2 separate regions of the Homo sapiens genome follow, and region 2 is linked to region 1. Evidence: chromatin contacts called from ENCODE Hi-C or POLR2A ChIA-PET data. All regions are on one chromosome and are shown on one strand. Each heading gives the region's core, a stretch centred on a gene start or an enhancer-like site at or near the end of the contact. The rest is flanking DNA. Distances are from core to core; before and after follow the strand shown. Region 1 holds the start of KLHL25 (kelch like family member 25). Region 2 holds the start of IDH2 (isocitrate dehydrogenase (NADP(+)) 2).

The links. A loop is a pair of places that touch in the nucleus more often than their neighbours do. ChIA-PET counts read pairs that join two places held with the same protein, here RNA polymerase II (POLR2A).
Region 2: a map of CD8-positive, alpha-beta T cell shows a loop between it and region 1 (19-fold over the local background). The contact joins the promoter of IDH2 here to the promoter of KLHL25 in region 1. A Hi-C loop is called at or near these places in 1 of 168 maps with a recorded cell type or tissue (CD8-positive, alpha-beta T cell). POLR2A ChIA-PET finds 5 or more read pairs at or near these places in 1 of 52 experiments (GM10248).

Annotation. Positions count from the first base shown.
Region 1 is chr15:85,792,270-85,799,441 of GRCh38, forward strand. It overlaps KLHL25 (kelch like family member 25), which reads right to left and starts at 2,656. Exons shown (of 3, transcript NM_022480.4): 1 at 2,497-2,656. RefSeq lists silencers at 2,327-2,626, 2,777-2,846.
Region 2 is chr15:90,098,912-90,106,083 of GRCh38, forward strand. It overlaps IDH2 (isocitrate dehydrogenase (NADP(+)) 2), which reads right to left and starts at 3,557. Exons shown (of 11, transcript NM_002168.4): 1 at 3,365-3,557. The coding sequence starts at 3,479. It overlaps IDH2-DT (IDH2 divergent transcript), which reads left to right and starts at 3,221. Exons shown (of 3, transcript NR_149130.1): 1 at 3,221-3,467; 2 at 4,469-4,541. RefSeq lists enhancers at 1,983-2,838, 2,839-3,693 and silencers at 2,228-2,277, 2,338-2,427, 2,918-2,987, 3,308-3,767.

The DNA.
Region 1 (7,172 bases), core at 1,406-3,905:
CCCCCAGCTTGTTCCAACTAAGTGTTTCCTGGTGAGGAAAATGCTTCAACAGCCTTGGCTGGCTGAGGCAATTAAATTATGAAATTTACCACATTAGATGAAAACCAGCATCTCAATCAACCAATTCATTTGTGTCTGGCCACTCTGTTTTCTTGTGCCAGCTCTGCCCACACTGGCCAGGCTATGCCTACACTGCCTGGTGGTACAGAGGGACTAGGGGCTCAGACAATGGGCTGGTCTTTGGGACCAGGGGGTAGGTTCTCCCAGGACCCCCAGAGAAGAGAGGCTGCATCCAGAAGCCATCCAGCTTCCTACAAATGCGCTGGACTGCTGACTGTGCGGCCAGACACTACGGACGAGAGCAAACCTTCTACCACCTCCCACTTGCATTCTCCATGGCCTCAACCTGTGCCTATCTTGAGGCTGGCAATGAATTGGGCCTCTGGGAGAAGTGTGGGTGAGCGACAGGACAAAGGTGGCTGCCCTACACCTCGAATCTGGGCGATGACATGCCTTTCTCATCTTAGTCAAGGCATCCTCTCCCCAGGAAGCCTTGCCCACCTGTGTCTCCTTCTCTCCTCTTGCTGCCTCTATCACTACGATGTGTCAGGGCCCCTAATCCATGTGCCAGCACTCCCTCATCTAGGTGCTCACTAAAGGAAGAGTCTCCAGCACCTAACTCAGGGCCTGGCACACAGCAGGTGCCCAATCAAGTCTGTTCAAACAATGAATCAATCAATCAATCAGTCACAAACCACCCACTAAATAACACTCTCACTCATCCTACCCTTCCCCCCGCCCCCGCCCAAGTGATAGACGGGACGAACCAAGCTTGCTTTCACTGGGTAATTGTTCTCTTTTCTTCCTGCTCTCTTCTGCCCACACGGGGTGCCCGCAGATTTAAAACGCTATTAAGGGGCATCGGGCTGCAGAACCTGCTTCCGATGTGGAGCATGCAATTTGCCTATAGCTCTTCTCTCCGCACCACATACATAAATCCAACTGCAGCCCAAGACCCCAGGATGAAGGTGTCTTCCATTTCTACCTCCCTTTTATCAACCACCCTGGAGTCACTGCCTGACAAATGACTCAAAACTGAAATAGCTGCCAGGCCGGAAAAAGACTGACTACGTCAACCTTCACAGGCACAGCTTGTGGACCCAAGAGCCTCCGGTCTTGGGACACCAAATGGACCCTGAGGTGGGGTAGACTTTGTGTCCTACTCTTCCCCAGACCCCCACGCAAGCCTTCACCAACATGCCAGGAATCCTCACAGCTCAGATCAGCACACTGAGCATCAGTTCCTCCTATGAATGGGGAGACTGGGACCCAGGGTCCCAGAGGGCTTGGCCCCATAACGGTCACTGGAATCTGGTCCAGGATACAGACCGTGGAATCCTGCCTCCTCTCCTGGTGCTACTGCTAACTTCCTTCCCTTCCTCTCTCTATTGGGCCGATAGAGTGGAACCAAATGGTCCAGACACCTGGCATTCTCTGCCCTGACTACCGAGGAGAGTCAAAGTCCAGCCCGCCTTCCCCAAGGTCAAATTCACCGGGATCCAGCAGGACCCAAGAGCGTCCAGATTAAATCTGCAGGGGCCTGGGTCCGCCCCCTCACCCACAGTTCGTTGGGTCAGGCCTCTAGAGAGATGTTTCTTTGTTCAAAGACAATGGGAATGCACTTTGGGGGCTTAGAGCAGCAACACAAAAAAAGTATCTGGTATCTCCCGGGCACAATCCCCCAAGAGAAAAGCTTCTAAAGCAACTACGAAAGAGACAGGGGGAGTGGGGGCGTAACATCGCGCGGTGTGTCTCGGAGCCAGGGCAAGTGTGGTAATTAGAGTCAGGCTAGAGGGCTTGCTCTGGACCTGCCAGTCTGGCCGCCACCCAGGTGGACAGGTGGGTGTGCCTTTGAGTGCGACCTTTCTCTGCCGCTGGACAGTTCTGCAAACCGAAACGAGGGACCCTGGCAGGCGGAACGTGAACGGCTCGGGGCTCCGCGGCCAGGCCCGCGCAAACCCTCCCCTTGTGAACCCCGGGCCCTCGCTCTGCGCCAGGCAGGCAGCCATCCGGCCTGGGCGTCCAAGGCGCGGGGCATCGCCGCTCGCGTCCTCAAAGACAAGCAGTCTCTCTTTCCAGGATCAATAGTAATTTTTTAAAAAAAAGAGTCTGCGGACTCAATGAATCAACCACTCCCTGGGGAAAGAGTAGCGGCTCCCGCGCGCAACATCCATTTGCCAAACAATTCATTCCCTCGCGCAGAGCTCTCGGCGAATTCCCTCGCGGAGCCGCGGGGTGCCGGCCGGCCGCCGCTCCCCACCATTGTCCCAGGGCCCCGGCCCCAGCCGCGGGGCCCCCTCCCGGGACACGTAGTCCCGCGGGGGCTCCGAGCGCTTGGTCCCGGCCCGGCCCGGGGTGGTGAGTCCCCAGCGCAGGGAGCGGGGGCGCGGGTGCTGCGGCCAGAGCACGGCGTCCCCGCCCGGCCTGGATACTCACTGCCGGAGACGATCCCCGCCGCCGCCGCCGCCTCAGAGACCACTCCCGGCAGCCCGCGCGAGCTCAACAGGCTCCGCCGCGGCTCCCGTCGGCCGGCTCTCCACAGGCAAAAACGCTCTCGCTGCGATACAGCCTAGGCGCCGCCAACAAACTAGTTTCTCCGGCCTTCCCGCCCCGCCTCCCGGCCCGAAGAGCAGCAGCCAATCAGAGGCATCGCCTCTGTGACGGATGGGCAGCCGAACCCTTCAGTGCAGCCGCAGAAAAGAAGGGGGTGGGCCCCAGGCCGCGCCGGCACCGGGGGGTGGGGGGCCGGGGGCGGGGAGGGGGGGGGACCGGGGGCGGGGCGGGGCGAGGAAAAGGACTTCGACCAGATTCTTAAAGAGACAGGCGCCTGCCCAACCCCGCCGCCCAAGTTTGGGAACAAAACGCGACGGTGTTCTAGAGCTTTCCAGAGGGAGCACTGTAGATTGCATATGCCTCTTTTGTGTTCGGGTCACAAGTGTTGTAGATCTCTTTAGACTCTTCAGAGCCACACTAGTAGTTGCCCGAGTGTTAATGAAACCCTGTCTTTCACTCTGGGCTTGTTTGAATGTTTGGGACTTTCTGCAGCCTCCAAACCCCACCTGTACTTGAAATCTGTATTTTTTGGAGTATTTCAGCTCTCCTCTCTGTGTCATTTCTCACTAAACTCCTTTCGTAAGCCAGCCTTTAAATGTTCGTTCATTCATTCATTCATCCATCCATCCAATAATTTCTTCCAGGAACGTTTCCTGGACGCCCACACCATGCACTCATCTTGGAGGGGGAGAACGGTTTGTGATTCTTCGTCCTTTTCCCTCCTGACTACTACTTCAGCTTACTGTGTGTGTCCAATCTCATCCGTAAAGCGGCAGATAAAAACTCCTCATCGGATTATTTGGGGGATTAAAGGAGACAAATTCCCAGACAAATGAGTGCGCAATAAATGTCCTCTCTTTTCTCCCTCCCAATGAAAATCGATAATTCAAGTAGGTTGCTTAAGGATACAAAAGGTAAAGCATAGAAAGTGATAAGAACGAAAGAGCCAAGCCTGGGGCGGGGAAATTCCCAGGAAGCAGAGGTCACCCTGACGGAGGTGGAGGTGGGAGGTGCAAGGAAGGTCTAAGAAAGTGTACAAAGATTTGGGAGAGGGGATAGGATTGTGACTAGTGGAACCTGGGAAATAGAGCCCCTGGGTAGAAAGCTGCTTAGACAGGACAGATATGCCAGGGTTAAAAGACTGGGAGATGATGAGAAGATACCACCAGGGAAGGCATTTTTGGGAAACAGCTTGATGTTCTGGGTTTGAAGCCCCGCCCTGCCCCTCAAGAGCTGGGTAGGACTGAAGCAGATGGCTCAGACTCTCTGGTGTCTGGTTCTTACTGGTGAAGAGGATTCTAAAACCTTTCTTGCAGGGGTATGGGAAAGATTAAGATAACATATGGAATAGGCCTGGCATGTAGTAAGTGCTCAGTACAGATTTGTGCTTCCATTTGGCCCAGATCTGCAGACATCTAAGGCACCAGGGTTCTGATATTTATGAACAATATTGGCCAGAGGTAAGAAGCTTGCCAAGTGCACTGTTAAGGTGCCTTCTGAAGAGAAAAGGTAGTGAGAGGTGAAGCCAGCTGGACTTTCTGGGTCCAGTGGGGACTTGGAGAACTTTTCTGTCTTACAAGAGGATTGTAAAATGCACCAATCAGCGCTCTGTATCTAGCTAGAGGTTTGTAAAATGTACCAATTAGTGCTCTGTAGAAATGCACCAATCAGCACTCTGTGGCTAGCTAGAGGTTTGTAAAACGGACCAATCAGCACTCTGTAAAATGGACCAATCAGCAGCACATGGGCCTGGACAAATAAGCTAATAAAAGCTGGCCGCCCCCCAGCCAGGAGCAGCAACCCACTTGGGTCCCCTTTGGCGCTGTGGGGGCTTTGTTCTTTCGCTCTCCACGGTAAATTTTTCTGCTGCTCACTCTTTGGGTTCACGCCACCTCTAAGAGCTGTAACACTCACCGTGAAGGTCCGCAGCTTCATTCCTGAAGTCAGCGAGACCACCAACCCACCGGAAGGAACCAGCTCCAACACATTAGCATCAAAGTAATTACTTCATTAAGGAAATGACAGAGATCACATTTGTAGTTTTATCCTGCCGATTTTCTAGCACTAGAGTGTTTATAGAATTGTTGGTTGAATGAAGCTCCACATGCAAAATTGATTCTTGGCAAGTTTATAACTGTTGCTTATTATTTTATGCAGGTTCGCTGTAAAATTATAAGTGCCAACCGCCCAGTAAAATCTGGTCCACATTATAATTTTTTCTCTCTTCAACTCCAAGGCTTAAATTAGGTACTAGAATATATTAAAATCAAATACAGTGTAAGCAATGGGACAAAATCAGACTAAGAACACGTGTGGAGTTAATCGAATTTAGGTACGATTTGAAAGAAGATGAGAGGAAGAGCGGAAGTTTGCCTTGCCATCTATTGCGGACCCTGGAGCATTACCGTCAACGCAGCCCTTACCAGCCAGTGTTGTAATGGCCTGCTTAGCTAGTCCACCTGCTGTGCAGGGAGCTCTGGGAGGGCAGGGACCATGAATTCATCTCAGAACTCTTAGGGCTGCATCAAAGTTGTCTACACAGTTTTGAAATACTGTGAATAAATCTCATATCCGTTAGAATTAGTTTTTACTGCATATGACAGAAAACCCAAAATTAACTGTGACTGAAACAAGATAGAAGTTTCTTGCTTATGCAAAATAAAGCTAAAGTTAAGCTATCCTTTGTTGGCAACTCCACAGTTGTCAGAAACACGGGCTACTGTATTTTTATTCCTTCATCTGTAATGCTTGGTTCCCATTTGCAAGGTTGCCCCATAGTCCAAGATGGCTGCTAGGGCTCCAACTCTGACACCTATATCCCAGACAGTAGGAAGGAATAATGGCGGAAGAGCATGAGATGTGTGTCTTCCAGCCTGGTTAGCTCTATTTATGCAGACTGCAGAAGTCCCACACAACACTTTTGTTTATGGACAGAATTTAGTTTTCCTACCTGCAAGAGCAGCTGGGAAATGTAGACTTTTATGTTAGTACATCACCTCCTCAAAGTCAGGGTTCTGTTAACAAGGAAGAGGGAATAGATGCCTGTTGTCCACCAACAATCCTTACCAATACCTTCCTCCCAGCATTGCCATCTAGCTAGTATTCCTGGTGGCCCAGAATCTGAAGTCTCAGAAATTCTGGGATGATGTATAGAATTCAATATATGTTCGTTAATAGATGATCAAATTCTTGGTTCTTTTTTTTTTTTAAAGATGGGGTTTCACTCTTGTTGCCCGGGCTGGAGTGCAATGGCGCAATCTCAGCTCACCACAACCTCTGCCTCCCGAGTTCAAGCGATTCTCCTGCCTCAGCCTCCCGAGTAGCTGCGATCACCAGGCATGCACCATCACGCCTGGCTAATTCTGTATTTTTAGTAGAGACGGGGTTTCTCCATGTTGGTCAGGCTGGTCTCAAACTCCCGACTTCAGGTGATCTGCCCACCTTGGCCTCCCAAAGTGCTGGGATTGCAGGCGTGAGCCACCGCGCCTGGCCTCTTGGTTTCCTTTCTACCTTCTCAGGTGTTCTTTTTAGTCTCCTCTGCTGATTCCCCCTCACTTCTCAGACCTACAAATATTGGAGCGCCCGGGAAGCGAGCGTAGGGAGCATAGGGAGATAAGAAGACCTATTCCCTTCCCTACCTACACCTTCTAAGTGATTTCATCCAAGCCCATGCCTTACGTTCATATAAGCACTGGCAACTGCCAACTCTGTGCTCCCACCCCGCCTTCTCCATAAGCTCCAAGCCCATGGGTGCAGCTGCTTACTGGGTATCTCCATGTGCATGTCTAGGGCACCTTACCCTCAAACTGTCTCCGCTGAGCTCCTATGGCTGCTCTCCCTGTGGGCTTCCCCATCTCAGGAAAGGACAACGCAGTCTTTCCTTTTGTAAGATAAAACTTGGCATCATTCTCTCCTACCCCATGTCCAATCCATCAGGAAATCCCTGTTGAGTCTGAGTACTTACTACTTCCACTGCCACCCCCAGGCTGGTCTAGAGACACTGTCATTTTCTCTCCTCTGTGACATTATGGCAGCCTCCAGGCCATCTCCCTCTTCCACACTGCTCCCATAGAATCTGTTCTCAACACAGCAGCCAGAGGGATCTTTTTATAAGATAATTTCGTTATGTCTGTCTACCCCTCGAAATCCACCAGTAGCTCCCACCTCACTCAGAGTGAAGGCCAGAGTCCTACCATCGGCCCACAAGCCTGCCCTGGTCTGGCCTGGGCCACTCTCACACCTCAACTCCCACCTCCCTGTTCCTGACCCTGACATGCTCTGCTCCAGACCCACTGATCCCTTTTCAAGGCCTCAAACAGGCCAAGCCCACTCCCACTCAGGGCCTTGCCCTTGTTGCTCTATAGGATTGCGCTCCCTCAGAGGGCCACATGCTTCCCTTCCCCGCTTCCTTCTGGTTTCTGCTCACATGTCACCTTGCCACCTAGGCCCTCCTGACCACCCTGAGCAGCCACATTCCCCACTCCTGGCAGGCCCTCACCCTAGTCCATATCTCCAAGGCACTTACTTCCACCTGAAAGTATATACACATACACACAGAG
Region 2 (7,172 bases), core at 2,307-4,806, 4.3 Mb after region 1:
CCAAAACCAGAAGCCACCCTCAGACAAGCCCACCCTTGCCATAAGTGAGTGCCTGCTGCGTATCTAGATTTTTATGTAAAATCGCCTGAATTGGAACCTTTCCCCACTACTGGCTCCTCCTTCAAAATATATCCAGAATCCAACCACTTCTTCACCATCCCCAGCGCCACCACCCAGGTCCAAGCCATCATCCTCTCTTGCCAGGTCCCTGAAGCTAGAATGCTCCCGATAAGATGGAAATCAGGTAACGATACTCCTCTCAAAACCCTGCAAAGTAAAAGCGAAAGCTCTCAAAAATGGCCTGTGAGCCCTCTACAGACCCCACTGCCGAACCTCATCCTGTCACTCCACCTGGTGCCTGCTGAGCCAGCCTTCGCACCATCCTCTCTGCTCTTCCATCATGCCCTTGGCACCTGCGAGTCCCTCTTCCCCCAATACCGAAAATGGCCTGCTTCCTCCCCTCCTCAGCGATTCCTTCAGTGAGGACTTTTCTGGCTGCCCTATACAAACTTTTGTGCACACACCTTTCTTGCCTGTTTCTCCTTAGCTCTTCTCTTTTTGGGGGGAGAAGGGGGAGGCAGGGTCTTGCTTTGTCACCCAGGCTAGAGTGCAGTGGCACAATTGTACCTCACTGCAGCCTTGACCTCCTGGGCTCAAATGATCCTCCTGAGTAGCTAAGACCACAGACATGCACCATCGTGCCTGGCTAATTTTATTTTTTATTTTTGTAGAGATGGGGTCTCACTATATTGCCCAGGCTGGTCTGGAGCTCCCAGCCTCAAGCAATCCTCCCACCTCAGCCCCCCAAAATTCTGGGATTACAGGTGTAAGCCACAGTGCCTGGCCTTCCTTAGCTCTTGTACCCATATATCATACTAGTCAACATCTATCTTGCTTACTGTCTGCCCCCTCCCACATCAGAATTTGAGCTCCTAAGGGTTTTGAAAGAGTCTCTGCTGGTTTTATTCCCAGCTCTATCCCCAGCACCCGGCATGGTGTCTGGCACAAAGTAGGAGTATACTACTTTTGTCAAAGACATAAATAAAGGTCAAGTTGAAGTCAACTCCATCTGTGGTCAGGGCTGCCCTGCCCTCACCTTCTGTTTCACTGAATGTGTTTCCTCCCCTCTCACCCATCTGGTATGCATTGCCACACAGGGGCCAGTGAGTTCTTACCAGCAGCCTGCACCAGATGTACACGGGTGGCATCTCTCTCCAGCAATAGGCCCCATGCCCTGAAGAAGCTTACAACCTACAGTGTACTAATATTTGCAATCTGCTGGTATTTTTAACATGGGTTTACAGAGTATAAACCCCAGGGAAGGCCACAGACCCTGGCTTCCAGTAATCTGAGAGCAGTTTCCAGCACCTCATACCCTGAATGGAACCAGCCCAAGGGCCCTCAACTTCACACAGAAGATGTGGGAGCAGGCCTCAGCCATTCCAAAGAGGCTTTTCCTCAGTACCTACTAGGCCTAAACACAACCACCCCAATCAGCTCTGGCAGGGCAGCTAGGGCCTTATCTGACGTGGCAGAAAGATCTGCACACTTAAGGGGCAAGAATTAAGAAGTTTCTGGGTTAGGAGTGAAGGAAGGCTAGATAAGTAATTCTGCCACTGAGCCGTTCACAGAACTGGTCCGCACTGCCCCAAGCTCTAACTTACCAGAAACATCACCAGCAGTCGCTGGAAGCCTATGGCGTTGCAAAATAGGAAAAGATGCGTGCAGGAATTACCAGGCAGCAAAGACACGGGGCTCTTTTAGCCCCAAAATATTCTTTCCTTGTCATCAAGGGGAATGCCAAGTATTCTGTCTCCAGCTGCGTTGCCAGGTAACAAGCTGGCAGAGTCGCAACTGTAGAGTCTGATGTCCAACTCCAACACCAAGCAATTTCCCCATTCATAACCAACCCACATGGGGACTTCTAGAAGGGCCTGCAACTGACTGCTTTTTCTGTATCCAAATTCAGGACCCTTAAAAGGCGCTTTGTGTTCCTGTTTGTGTGTGTTTTTCGGGTTGTTTGTTTCTTTTTTTTTTTTTTACCATCAAGGCAGAAAAAAAGGGAGAATTAAAGAATGTGGCTAACTTCCACCATATTTTTGCTGAAGGTGGTGTGCTATATGGGAATCTTTGGGTCCTGGGGCACTTGGAACCTGGGAGTTGTTGGGCAGATCCCTGAGGTAGATTCCCAGAGGTACAAAAGCAGACATGCCCCTTTCTCCTTGGCAGGGAAGGTAGGACTGGGGCCCAAGCCTCCCTACCCCCCCGGCTCTAGTCAGCTGCTCCCACAATCCGGTTAACCATTACCTCCTCTGGCCAGGTCAGGGCCAGCGGGCCCCATCCCCTCTTCCTCACTCTCCTGGCTCACTGCAAGGGGCTCCTGGCCAGATTAGGATAGGGGTTTCCATGGCAACAGGCATTAGGCAGGGCCAAGGGACCTACATTGTTCCCTGCCTTTTGTAGCTGTGTTGGGTAGCCAGGGTGAGGGGGCAGGCCGATGCCCACACGCCAAGCAAGGCAGCCTGCGTTGGCAACGGAGGCTCGGGCTAAGTCTTGCTTATTACGACCCGACTACTGTCTTCCCTCCTAAGCAGGGAACTAAGGGTACCCAGAAGCCGTGGGAACGATTCCGCAAAGTGACATTTTGCGCGGGCTGCCAGGTCTCTGCGGCGAGTGAGCCAGGCAGGGAGGGCATGTGCCTGCCAAGGCAGGTCAAGTCAAGGAGAGGCCCCAGGATGGAGCCTCAAGTGCAGCGATGAAGGCGAAGGGGTGGGGGTGGGGGCGGCCAAACAAAAGGGGAAAATTAAAAAGGACGCTCCTCCAGCTGTCGTGTAAAAGGCTCCAAAAATAGCTGACGTGGGCCTGGTATCAGCGCGCGCCTGGCTGAAAAGGAAGGGGAAGTGCATGTCTCCCGCCTCCCAGCCTTTGTCTGAGCAGGGGCCGAGCCACGACCCTCCCTCTCGCCAGGGGAGCGCGCGGGGTGCTCCAGCCCCCCACGGGTGCTCGTCTCGTTCCAGGGGCGCAGGGCGGGCAGGCCACCCTTCGGGTCCGGGACACTCTCAGGACCCCCTCCCGAAATACCTAGGGGCGCGCGGCAGCCCCGAGCCCCCGCCCGCGCAGAGCTGGCCGTCGCCCGGGCCACCAGTTGCCACCGTCCCTCAAGTCCCCACCCCAGCGCCTGGCACGGCCGGGAAGCGCCGGGCGGGGGAGCGCGGAGCGAAGCTGCCCCGCGGCCCTTTGTGCGCCTGACCCCGCCGTCCCCGGGCTGCGGGCTGGCGGGACGTGCTTCCCGGCCCCAGCCTGGGAAGCCGCCACGTCGCAGCTGGGGGCGCGCGCCTGCCTGGACCCTCCGCGCGGCACTCACAGTGGCGCCGCGGCTGCTCTTGCGAGGTGGGGGCTGTCAGGGCCGCCGGCGCCCAGGCCGGCCGCGAGCCTGAGGCTCTGCAGAGCGAGCGCACGACCCGCAGGTAGCCGGCCATCCCAAGCTGGAGAGCGAACGAGCAGGGCGGGAGAGGTCCGAGCGCGCGCCGCTCCTCCCGGCTGCCTGGCCGCGGGCTAACGCTGGGCCTGGCGGGCGCTGGCCGCGCGGGCACCACCGGGGCGGGGCTGCCGGGCCTGCCGCCCCATTGGGCCTTGCCGGGGAGGAGGCGGGGCCAGGGCCGCCGACGCCTCCAGCGTCCCGCGGGAGCCGGGACCCGGCGGCCAGGCCCGGCTGGTGCTTCTCTGGGCGCCGCTGAAAGCCCAGCTCCGCAGGAGCTACAGGCGTGAGACCCACCGGGACCCGCGAGCGGGATCAGGGCTGGGGGATTAGCAGAGCCGCTTGCGAGGCTGACCCTCTCCAGGATGCCCCATGTAAACCTGGATGTCAGTTTCTGACGCTTTAGCTTAAACCCAAAAGCCAATCTGAGCGAACTCTTGCTTCCCTCGCCTGCCGGGCTGAACCCAAAGGCGCATTAGCCCAGTGCGGCTGCTTCATTCTTGAGCTAAGACCGCCGGCGGCGTCTGCGCCTCCGCGAGTCCGCTGTCAGGTCCAGCTGGTGTAGAGAGAGTTGAAATCTCACTTTGGGCCGGGCGCGGTGGCTCACGTCTGTAATCCTAGAACTTTTGGGAGGTCGAGGCAGGCGGATCACTTGAAGTCAGGAGTTCGAGACCAGGCTGGCTAACATAATGAAACCCCTGTCTCTACTAAAAATACAAAAATTGATCGGGCATGGTGGCGCGCGCCTGTAATCCCAGCTACTCAGGAGGCTGAGGCGGGAGAATCACTTGAACCTGAGAGGCAGAGATTGCAGTGAGCTGAGATCATGCCACTGCACTCCAGCCTGGGCAACAGAGTGAGACTCCGTCTCAAAAAAAAAAAAAAAAAACCACGAAAAAAGAAATATGATTGGACCAGAAGGCCAATAACCTGAGTGGGGAAACCCAGCAAGTCCTGTCCGTGTAGATTCTTCTTGACCTTTCTCTGCAGCATTCCTTCCTTCTGAGTACGGGGCAGGACTCTCTCTGGGATGGAGGGGTCTTAGGACCTGCAAGCAAACAAGGTAGGTCAGATAATTTATGGCCAGTTTTTACCCAGAAATGTGTGGGAGAAAGAGTAATATTTTTGGGTTCGATGTCTGGCTTTGGGGGAGAAGGGCTCTGGTTTCTATGACCTGCCTTGAGGAAGAAGGATTCCAGTTTCTATGGCTGGCCTCGGAGGAGAGTGAGGGGCCAAAGACAGGAGGGAGGGAGAGGGTCAGAGAGAGCTGCTCCTGAGGCCTGCATTTTGGGGTGTTGTTTTCTGAGACCCTAGAGTAGTCAAACAGCCACAGTAGAAACAGTTCCATTTTTGCCTGTTTGCATATAAAAGATGGGTTTGTTTGTTTGTTTTAATTAAAAATAGAGATGGGGGGATCTCACTATGTTGCCCAGGCTGGTCTCCAGCTCCTAAGCTTAAATGATCCTCCCGCCTCGGCCTCGCAAAGCACTGGGATTACAGGTGTGAGCCACTGCACCTGGCCACAAAAGACAGTTGTAATTGATTCTGCCACAAACAAAGTTTCTCTCTTCATCTGTTTTCTTAAACTAAGACACCAGCTGAGGGCTGGGTTTTATTTGGAAAAACCTGACCTCTTTCCCTTCTCTGCTTTCCCAGTCACGCTAATTCACTCCAAATAGGAGCAACCTTTCTCTTCTGTGTTCTCAGCCCTCCCCTCCACTACCTCACAGTCAACATTGCCAGGTGGAGCTGGACCAGGAAGGTGACCTTCAACTAGTGACTTCAAAGCTCCCCTCACCAAGTCCTAGCCGGCAGAACTACTACTCTGGCCATGGGATCCAGAAGGCTGAGCCCAAGGGAGGGCTGCTTTTGGGCCCCCCAGAGTCTGAGGCCTCTGTCAAAGGCCTGGTCTTGGGCCAGCTTGTGCCAGAAAGACCCCTTATCCCTTTGACTCTGTTCAGAATTCTGTTGCTCCAAACACAAGTAGAGACCATGGAAGCCTCTGGCATTTGACTTTCCTGCCAACCTGGTATTATCAGGTGCCTGGATCTCAATGTCCACACCTGTAAACTGGAAGACTGGACCCCTGAAGATCCTTCTGGTCCAAACAATCAGACTTACGTATGTCAGCCACCCATACTGCCACCTCTGAAATGGCGGTAATGAAATTGCTGTCCCCCTCCCCCCACCAAGGACTTGCCCCTTTCTCTGCATGTTGGACTCATATCTCAGAGGCCTGGCCAGAGGCAGCACTGTAGGTGTGTTCCAGAGTCTGGTCTTTGCCTGCTGAGGGATCAGAGGGGGAGCACTTGTGTGCCTTGTAAGCACAGCAGCAGCTGGAGGCAATTGAGGCAAAATCTTTAAACGGATTCTAACTACCTGCCTCCCAGGGCCCCAGCTCCACGCCAGCCTTTCCCGTAAATCCTGTTTGGTGAGGCAGCTGATGCCAGCTCCATTTGGCTCGTAGAGGTTACCACACTTGCTCAATGTCACACTGCTGGGAAGCAGTAAAACTCCAGTTCAAATCAACATACCTGGCCCATATTCCATTACTGTTTTTTTGTTTTTTCCGAGACAGGGTCTCACTCTGTTGCCCAGGCTGGAGTGCAATGGTATGATCATGGCTCCCTGAAGCCTCGACCTCCCGGGCTCAAGTGATCCTCCCACCTTAGCCTCCTCAGTAGCTTGGACAACAAGAACATGCAACCATGCCCGGCTAATTTTTTTTCTGTTACTTTTTGAAGGAGAAAGAGGGAGAAACCACAGCCCCTATTTATTGTGCTGGTCTGGAATTCCTGGTGATGGTAACTATTGGCCCTGAAAGCTGCTGCAGAGAAAGATGGTGTTTAAAGGAAAGGGGCTCAGATCCTCCCATCTGGGGTCAGTGGAATTGAAAATTTCCACCCCTCCACATTTTCAATCAAACCCCAATTTGTCATTGAATTTAGGTCACGTGCAAGTTCCCTGTGGAGGCACAAAAATTTGTATCACTCCGTCCCCACCCTCTGGGAGCCAGACACACATGTATACAATCACCATAAACCCAGGCACAAGAGAAAAATGTCTGCTGGGCGTGGTGGCTCACACCTGTAATCCCAGCACTTTGGGAGGTCAAGGCAAACTCCTTGAGCTCAGGAGTTTGAGACCAGCTTGGTCAGCAGAGTGAGACCTTAATCTCTATTTTAAAAAAAAAAAAGAAAGAAAGTGTCCCAAGAGGAGTGTAGATGACGCTTGAAACATCTGGCAAGGAGAAAAGCACCTCGGATGCAGGGGCCCCTGGAGAGCCTGGGGGAGGAGCGTCCATCTAGCTGCCTCTTCAAAGAGCTCTGAGGTCTGGGGGGAGGCCGGACAGGACAGCTGGGAGCAGTCAGGGACTCACATTTCTTTTTCTTTTTTCTTTGGAGACAGAGTCTTGCTCTGTTGCCCAGGCTGGTATGCAATGGTGGGACTCGGCTCACTGCAACCTCTGCCTCCGAGGTTCAAGCAATTCTCCTGTCTCAGCCTCTCAAGTAGCTGGGATTACAGGTACGCACCACCATGCCCAGCTAATTTTTGTATTTTGAGTAGAGATGGGGGTTTCACCATGTTGGCCAGGCTGGTCTTGAACTCCTGACTTCAGGTGATCAGCCCACCTCGGCCTCCCAAAGTGCTAGGATTACAGGCATGAGCCACCACGCCCAGGCTCTTTTATTTT